Linked DNA regions of Homo sapiens: region 2 is linked to region 1. The links are chromatin loops, found by intact Hi-C in ENCODE. Cell type or tissue: heart left ventricle. All regions are shown on one strand. Links, peaks and the distances in the headings refer to the core of each region. The heading gives the core; the rest is flanking DNA.

Region 1 (4,284 bases), core at 888-3,387:
GCTCAATAAATAAGTGCTTGATTAAGTCTGATAATTATGCCTTAATTACCTTCCTTCTCTCCAATTTAGATTTAAAGGAAAATACAACTGCAAATAGTTATGTGAACTACATAGGGTTGTAGTGCTGGTACCTACGCAACTTCAGAAATCAAATGACTAACATCCATTTATCAAATATCTATTGAGTGCCTACCTGCAGTCTGGCTCTGGGCTCCGTGCTGAGGCAAGGGGATGAAAAGAGAACTTTTACCCACAGAGAATTTACAAACAAACATGTAGACAGACACATGGTAATAACAGACATAAGAACAGTTATTGATGGTCTGCTCCATCAATACTTACACCAAAACTCAAGGAAATTAAATGACTTGCCTAAGGTCACCAGGATAAACAGTGGACCAAGAGCAGGCTCTGCTGGAGGCCGGTGTCATGTTCTTTCCCTGAAGCTCGGACTAAATGGATAAGTAACAACCAGCCAGGCATTGAAAATCCTGCTCACGAGTACCACATACCTCATTCTCTCCTCAAAACAAGGTCCATTTTATACAGGAGAAAACTCAGGCTGGAGAAACCATCACAGTGACTTTCTCGCAGTCAAGAATGGTGCCTGGGCAGGGCATGGTGGCTCATGCCTATAATTCCAGCAATTTGGGAGGCCAAGGCGGGTGGATGGCTTGAGCTCAAGAGTTTAAAACCAGCCTGGGAAACATGCCAAAACCCCATCTCTACAGAAAATACAAAATTAGGCAGGTGTCATTGCTGGTGCCTGTGCTCCCAGCTACTTAGGAAGCTGAGGTGGGAGGATCACTTGAGCCCAGGAAGTAGAGGCTGCAGTAAGCCTTCATCGCACCAATGTACTCCAGCCTGGGTGACAGAGTGAGACCCCTTCTCAAAAAACGAAAACAAAAACAAAAAAACAAACTGGCACTCAGCTCTCAATACTCACACCCATGGTCTTTCTAGAAATGTAGAAAGACTTTTCTCCATCAAGTCTTTCAAAAGCAAACAACTTTCTCCACAACACCTGAACAAATGATAAAGGTCATACCAGTGTATGCTGCCCAAAGATCAGCACTTGTTGAATGAAAGAACTGACAAACCACTCCCGCATCACAGACCAACAGCAAAGAAGTGTACGTCTGCTTTCTGCAAAATGACTGAAAACAAGTTTTTAAATGGCTGCGACTTCGCCATCCTGCTCCTCCTCAAAGACAAGGATGGAGAAACCATAGACACAAACTCAGAATTTCAGTAACCAAGAGAAATTATAGACAGTTACATTCAAATTGCATGGGCCAGGCTTTATTTTCTTAGGAACTTTTTTTTTTTTTTTTTGAGATAGGGTCTCACTGTCACCCACGCTGAAATGCAATGGCACGAGCATGGCTCACTGCAATCTCCACCTCCTGGGCTCAGGATATCCTCCCACTTTAGCCTCCCAGGTAGCTGAAACCACAAGTGGGCACCACCATGCCTGGCTAAGCTTGTAAATTTTTGAGAGGTAAGGTTTTGCCATGTTACCCAGGCTGGTCTCAAACTCCTGGGCTCAAATGATCCACCCATTTTGGGTCCATCCACTCCCAAAGTGCTGTATTTTCTTAGGGTTCTACAATTGGCTGTAAACCTCTACCAAGAGCAGCAGTTTCTCCTTACCTGTCCTGTCTGTCTCCAGAATTGTTCATAGACTCTACAATTTACACTTAGCTCTCCCCACATCCCTTCCCTTCTCCCTGCCCTCTTGGTTCACAGTCTTTCTGCCCAATCGCATTCATGGTCTGAAACAGTCCCACATTCTACCTTCATTCTGAAGGGAGGCAAGGGTGGGATCAAATGAAAAACCAAGAAATGACCAAATCCTGGTAGGCTAGAACTAGGGCTTCAGCGAGGCTCTTTACCTCTGAGCACTGCTTTCTTATTGGCCAAAGCCTCACCCTGCAAGAACAAACAGCATCTTCACCCTTAGAGAGAAACAAAATATGACCAAAGCTCTGGAAGGTGGAGACTTCCCTTCTCAAATCTTGGCAAAAGATACATGCAAAAACCTGGTTCTCATTGAGGAAAAGAGTTCTGTACAGTTTGACGAAGCAGAAATATATTTTAAAATGTGCATCTCCTCCCTGTAATACTACCCCTTCTGTTTTACAGCAATAGCTCCCTAGTGGAAAGAAGCAGAAAACAACACACATAAGCGAGTTCCTGGTTAAGACGCTGGGAACTTAAAGCAGGACATGTTTGAAATGTGAGGGCATTTTTTAACACCAAGGAAGGTAATTATTCCATGGAACTTCGTGGACATATTTTGCCTGAGAGCTGTCCTTTCAAACAATAACTGAGAAGGGTGGATCTCCCTTTGTTGCCATTTTAGAACTCTGTGTTTATCATCCGGGCAGTTGAGGGGTTATTTTCCTCAATCCCAGTATGCTGCCACCCAGTGGCAGCAATGATCAGCCTTGGTCATGTGGCTTCTACCAGGCTTAGCCAATGAGCACGTTTTCTTTTTGTTTTTGTTTTAAGTCAGGGTTTTACGTTCTCATGCAGTCTGGAGTGCAGTGGCAATATCATTGCTCACTGCAGCCTCGACCTCCCAGGCTCAACCAATCATCCCATCTCAGCCTCCCCAGTAACTGGGACTACAGGCACACACCACCATGCCTGGCTAACTTTTTTATTTTTTGTAGAGACAGGGTTTTGCCATGTTGCCCAGGCTGGTCTTGAACGCCTGAGCTCAACTGATCCTCCCGCCTTGGCCCCCCAAAGTGCTGGAATTACAAGCATGAACCTCCAGGCCTGGCCAAGTATGTTTATTTGAAAAGACAAACATTGAGAGCACACTGTGTGCTAGAGCCTAATAAAGGATATATGCATTTTCACACATATGTTGACACCAACAATCACTAGTAGTCTAAAAGAGATGTCTATAAGGTATTACAGAAATACTTAAACAGAAGACATCATATAGGAAGCTCTACAGAATGACCAGATTATAAACTTATTCAAGGTATTAATGGTTACTCTCCCACACAGAAGCCAACTAATAAATGTTGAATGGATAATCGTGGAGTAAATTAACACTTTCTAAACAGTCAAAAGGACTCTGATATATGTTTTTACCAATACTGGCTTTCTTATCCTCCTAACAACAGTGGAAGGATTTTACAGATAAGGAAACTGGGCTGAAGAGAATCTTGAGTAAATTACTCAAGTACAACCAAGTAGCCTGCAGCGAAGACAAGTTTTAAGTGAGATATTTTAACTCCAAAGCTGGGATTCTTTCCATTCTGCCATTAGTCTGACTTTTAAATAAATATTTGTGGATAGACAAGTTCCATTTTTGATGATGATATGATGGCAGCAAGCTCCATTTTTCAAACAAAGTTTAAAAGCAACCCCACCCCCTAAAAAAGCCTTCCTAATCCTAAAATCTTATAAAACTTGTCTAACCACATTATAAAGTTCTTTTCCAAGACGTCTATGAATTCACAGCTTCAAGACCAAGCTTCAGAGACCTCCCAGCTACCTTCCCCGGTCTACCCAGCCTTCTTTCTGCTTCTCTAACCAGAGCCTTGTCTATGGATTAATAGTTCCTAGCAGCCGGGCACAGCGGCTCATGTCTGTAATCCCAGCACTTTGGGAGGCCAAGGTGGGTGGAATCACGAAATCAGGATATCAAAACCATCCTTGGCTAACACGGTGAAACCCCGTCTCTACTAAAAAAAACAAAACAAAATAAAACAAAAAATTAGCCAGGCGTGGTGGCGGGCACCTGTACTCCCAGCTGCTCGGGAGGCTGAGGCAGGAGAATGGCATGAACCCAGGAGGCGGAGGTTGCAGTGAACCGAGATCGCGCCACTGCACTCCAGCCTGGGCAACAGAGCAAGACTCCGTCTGAAAAAAAAAAAAAAAAAAAAAAACTAACTAAAAACAGTTCCTAGCAATCAACCCAGATCATCACTTGTGAAACTTGTGAATCCTTTTGACATTTCCAAGGCAGATAAAAACTACTTTTTCTTGAAGAATAAAGTTCACACGACTAATTTTTTCCAATAGGAAAAAGCCATATATTATTTGATTCATAGAAGAGTGAAATATCCCCCCACCCGCCAAGAGATTTGTAGAAAAAGCTGCTAACACACTATGAATGGAAAATTTATATATATTATGTATGTAGAATTTCCAAAGCTCTTTTCTGAAAAAGTTGATATTCTGACTCCCAATCCCAAGAAAGAACAAAACAAAATATAAACTAGATATTAGGAAAGGTAGGCTCAAAAAATAGCAGGCTGG
Region 2 (4,025 bases), core at 810-3,309, 670 kb before region 1:
AAACTCAGCAATTGCTTTAAACTCTTCTTGCTGGATCAGAGGCTTTAAAATCTTTTTTCATCTTCTAGCTGTAGCTCGGGCTGCTTGTCGGCTTGGCCTCCCCCTCCCCCCTTTGCTCTCTGCCTCGTCTTTCCCCAGGACTTCGCTATTTTGCTTTTTTAAAAAAAGGCAAGAAAGAACTAAACTCCCCCCTCCCTCTCCTCCAGTCGGGCTGCACCTCTGCCTTGCACTTTGCACAGAGGTAGAGAGCGCGCGAGGGAGAGAGAGGAAAGAAAAAAAATAATAAAGAGAGCCAAGCAGAAGAGGAGGCGAGAAGCATGAAGTGTTAACTCCCCCGTGCCAAGGCCCGCGCCGCCCGGACAGACGCCCGCCGCGCCTCCAGCCCCGAGCGGACGCCGCGCGCGCCCTGCCTGCAGCCCGGGCCGGCGAGGCGAGCCCTTCCTTATGCAAAGCGCGCAGCGGAGCGGCGAGCGGGGGACGCCGCGCACCGGGCCGGGCTCCTCCAGCTTCGCCGCCGCAGCCACCACCGCCGCCACCGCAGCTCGCGGAGGATCTTCCCGAGCCTGAAGCCGCCGGCTCGGCGCGCAAGGAGGCGAGCGAGCAAGGAGGGGCCGGGGCGAGCGAGGGAGCACATTGGCGTGAGCAGGGGGGAGGGAGGGCGGGCGCGGGGGGCGCGGGCAGGGCGGGGGGGTGTGTGTGTGAGCGCGCTCGGAGGTTTCGGGCCAGCCACCGCCGCGCAAGCTAGAAGCGCCCCAGCCCGGCAAGCTGGCTCACCCGCTGGCCACCCAGCACAGCCCGCTGGCCCCTCTCCTGCAGCCCATCTGGCGGAGCGGCGGCGGCGGCGGCGGCGGCGGCAGGAGAATGGCATCAGAACTGGCAATGAGCAACTCCGACCTGCCCACCAGTCCCCTGGCCATGGAATATGTTAATGACTTCGATCTGATGAAGTTTGAAGTGAAAAAGGAACCGGTGGAGACCGACCGCATCATCAGCCAGTGCGGCCGTCTCATCGCCGGGGGCTCGCTGTCCTCCACCCCCATGAGCACGCCGTGCAGCTCGGTGCCCCCTTCCCCCAGCTTCTCGGCGCCCAGCCCGGGCTCGGGCAGCGAGCAGAAGGCGCACCTGGAAGACTACTACTGGATGACCGGCTACCCGCAGCAGCTGAACCCCGAGGCGCTGGGCTTCAGCCCCGAGGACGCGGTCGAGGCGCTCATCAGCAACAGCCACCAGCTCCAGGGCGGCTTCGATGGCTACGCGCGCGGGGCGCAGCAGCTGGCCGCGGCGGCCGGGGCCGGTGCCGGCGCCTCCTTGGGCGGCAGCGGCGAGGAGATGGGCCCCGCCGCCGCCGTGGTGTCCGCCGTGATCGCCGCGGCCGCCGCGCAGAGCGGCGCGGGCCCGCACTACCACCACCACCACCACCACGCCGCCGGCCACCACCACCACCCGACGGCCGGCGCGCCCGGCGCCGCGGGCAGCGCGGCCGCCTCGGCCGGTGGCGCTGGGGGCGCGGGCGGCGGTGGCCCGGCCAGCGCTGGGGGCGGCGGCGGCGGCGGCGGCGGCGGAGGCGGCGGGGGCGCGGCGGGGGCGGGGGGCGCCCTGCACCCGCACCACGCCGCCGGCGGCCTGCACTTCGACGACCGCTTCTCCGACGAGCAGCTGGTGACCATGTCTGTGCGCGAGCTGAACCGGCAGCTGCGCGGGGTCAGCAAGGAGGAGGTGATCCGGCTGAAGCAGAAGAGGCGGACCCTGAAAAACCGCGGCTATGCCCAGTCCTGCCGCTTCAAGAGGGTGCAGCAGAGACACGTCCTGGAGTCGGAGAAGAACCAGCTGCTGCAGCAAGTCGACCACCTCAAGCAGGAGATCTCCAGGCTGGTGCGCGAGAGGGACGCGTACAAGGAGAAATACGAGAAGTTGGTGAGCAGCGGCTTCCGAGAAAACGGCTCGAGCAGCGACAACCCGTCCTCTCCCGAGTTTTTCATGTGAGTCTGACACGCGATTCCAGCTAGCCACCCTGATAAGTGCTCCGCGGGGGTCCGGCTCGGGTGTGGGCTTGCTAGTTCTAGAGCCATGCTCGCCACCACCTCACCACCCCCACCCCCACCGAGTTTGGCCCCCTTGGCCCCCTACACACACACAAACCCGCACGCACACACCACACACACACACACACACACACACACACCCCACACCCTGCTCGAGTTTGTGGTGGTGGTGGCTGTTTTAAACTGGGGAGGGAATGGGTGTCTGGCTCATGGATTGCCAATCTGAAATTCTCCATAACTTGCTAGCTTGTTTTTTTTTTTTTTTTACACCCCCCCGCCCCACCCCCGGACTTGCACAATGTTCAATGATCTCAGCAGAGTTCTTCATGTGAAACGTTGATCACCTTTGAAGCCTGCATCATTCACATATTTTTTCTTCTTCTTCCCCTTCAGTTCATGAACTGGTGTTCATTTTCTGTGTGTGTGTGTGTTTTATTTTGTTTGGATTTTTTTTTTTAATTTTACTTTTAGAGCTTGCTGTGTTGCCCACCTTTTTTCCAACCTCCACCCTCACTCCTTCTCAACCCATCTCTTCCGAGATGAAAGAAAAAAAAAAGCAAAGTTTTTTTTTCTTCTCCTGAGTTCTTCATGTGAGATTGAGCTTGCAAAGGAAAAAAAAATGTGAAATGTTATAGACTTGCAGCGTGCCGAGTTCCATCGGGTTTTTTTTTTAGCATTGTTATGCTAAAATAGAGAAAAAAATCCTCATGAACCTTCCACAATCAAGCCTGCATCAACCTTCTGGGTGTGACTTGTGAGTTTTGGCCTTGTGATGCCAAATCTGAGAGTTTAGTCTGCCATTAAAAAAACTCATTCTCATCTCATGCATTATTATGCTTGCTACTTTGTCTTAGCAACAATGAACTATAACTGTTTCAAAGACTTTATGGAAAAGAGACATTATATTAATAAAAAAAAAAAGCCTGCATGCTGGACATGTATGGTATAATTATTTTTTCCTTTTTTTTTCCTTTTGGCTTGGAAATGGACGTTCGAAGACTTATAGCATGGCATTCATACTTTTGTTTTATTGCCTCATGACTTTTTTGAGTTTAGAACAAAACAGTGCAACCGTAGAGCCTTCTTCCCATGAAATTTTGCATCTGCTCCAAAACTGCTTTGAGTTACTCAGAACTTCAACCTCCCAATGCACTGAAGGCATTCCTTGTCAAAGATACCAGAATGGGTTACACATTTAACCTGGCAAACATTGAAGAACTCTTAATGTTTTCTTTTTAATAAGAATGACGCCCCACTTTGGGGACTAAAATTGTGCTATTGCCGAGAAGCAGTCTAAAATTTATTTTTTAAAAAGAGAAACTGCCCCATTATTTTTGGTTTGTTTTATTTTTATTTTATATTTTTTGGCTTTTGGTCATTGTCAAATGTGGAATGCTCTGGGTTTCTAGTATATAATTTAATTCTAGTTTTTATAATCTGTTAGCCCAGTTAAAATGTATGCTACAGATAAAGGAATGTTATAGATAAATTTGAAAGAGTTAGGTCTGTTTAGCTGTAGATTTTTTAAACGATTGATGCACTAAATTGTTTACTATTGTGATGTTAAGGGGGGTAGAGTTTGCAAGGGGACTGTTTAAAAAAAGTAGCTTATACAGCATGTGCTTGCAACTTAAATATAAGTTGGGTATGTGTAGTCTTTGCTATACCACTGACTGTATTGAAAACCAAAGTATTAAGAGGGGAAACGCCCCTGTTTATATCTGTAGGGGTATTTTACATTCAAAAATGTATGTTTTTTTTTCTTTTCAAAATTAAAGTATTTGGGACTGAATTGCACTAAGATATAACCTGCAAGCATATAATACAAAAAAAAATTGCAAAACTGTTTAGAACGCTAATAAAATTTATGCAGTTATAAAAATGGCATTACTGCACAGTTTTAAGATGATGCAGATTTTTTTACAGTTGTATTGTGGTGCAGAACTGGATTTTCTGTAACTTAAAAAAAAATCCACAGTTTTA

The links. Peaks named below come from ENCODE experiments on the same cell type or tissue, not always from the same donor. Only the 100,000 strongest peaks of a DNase experiment are listed, where the experiment ranks them.
Region 2: it touches region 1 in a loop (2.4-fold over the local background); 37 of 110 quality-filtered maps call a loop at or near these places.

Annotation. Positions count from the first base shown.
Region 1 is chr16:78,923,422-78,927,705 of GRCh38, reverse strand. All of the region lies in intron 8 of WWOX (WW domain containing oxidoreductase), which reads right to left. Among named protein-coding and RNA genes, the nearest start is that of WWOX-AS2, 430 kb to the right of the region's middle. RefSeq lists an enhancer at 2,486-2,535. In heart left ventricle, for the core only: a CTCF peak has its summit at 2,434 (motif pointing left); a DNase peak (open chromatin) is centred at 2,434.
Region 2 is chr16:79,596,739-79,600,763 of GRCh38, reverse strand. MAF (MAF bZIP transcription factor) reads left to right here and starts at 27. Exons shown (of 2, transcript NM_005360.5): 1 at 27-1,979. The coding sequence starts at 862. RefSeq lists an enhancer at 1-112. In heart left ventricle, for the core only: a CTCF peak has its summit at 1,783; DNase peaks (open chromatin) are centred at 1,113 and 1,803; H3K4me3 peaks cover 2,422 bases; H3K27ac peaks cover 1,244 bases.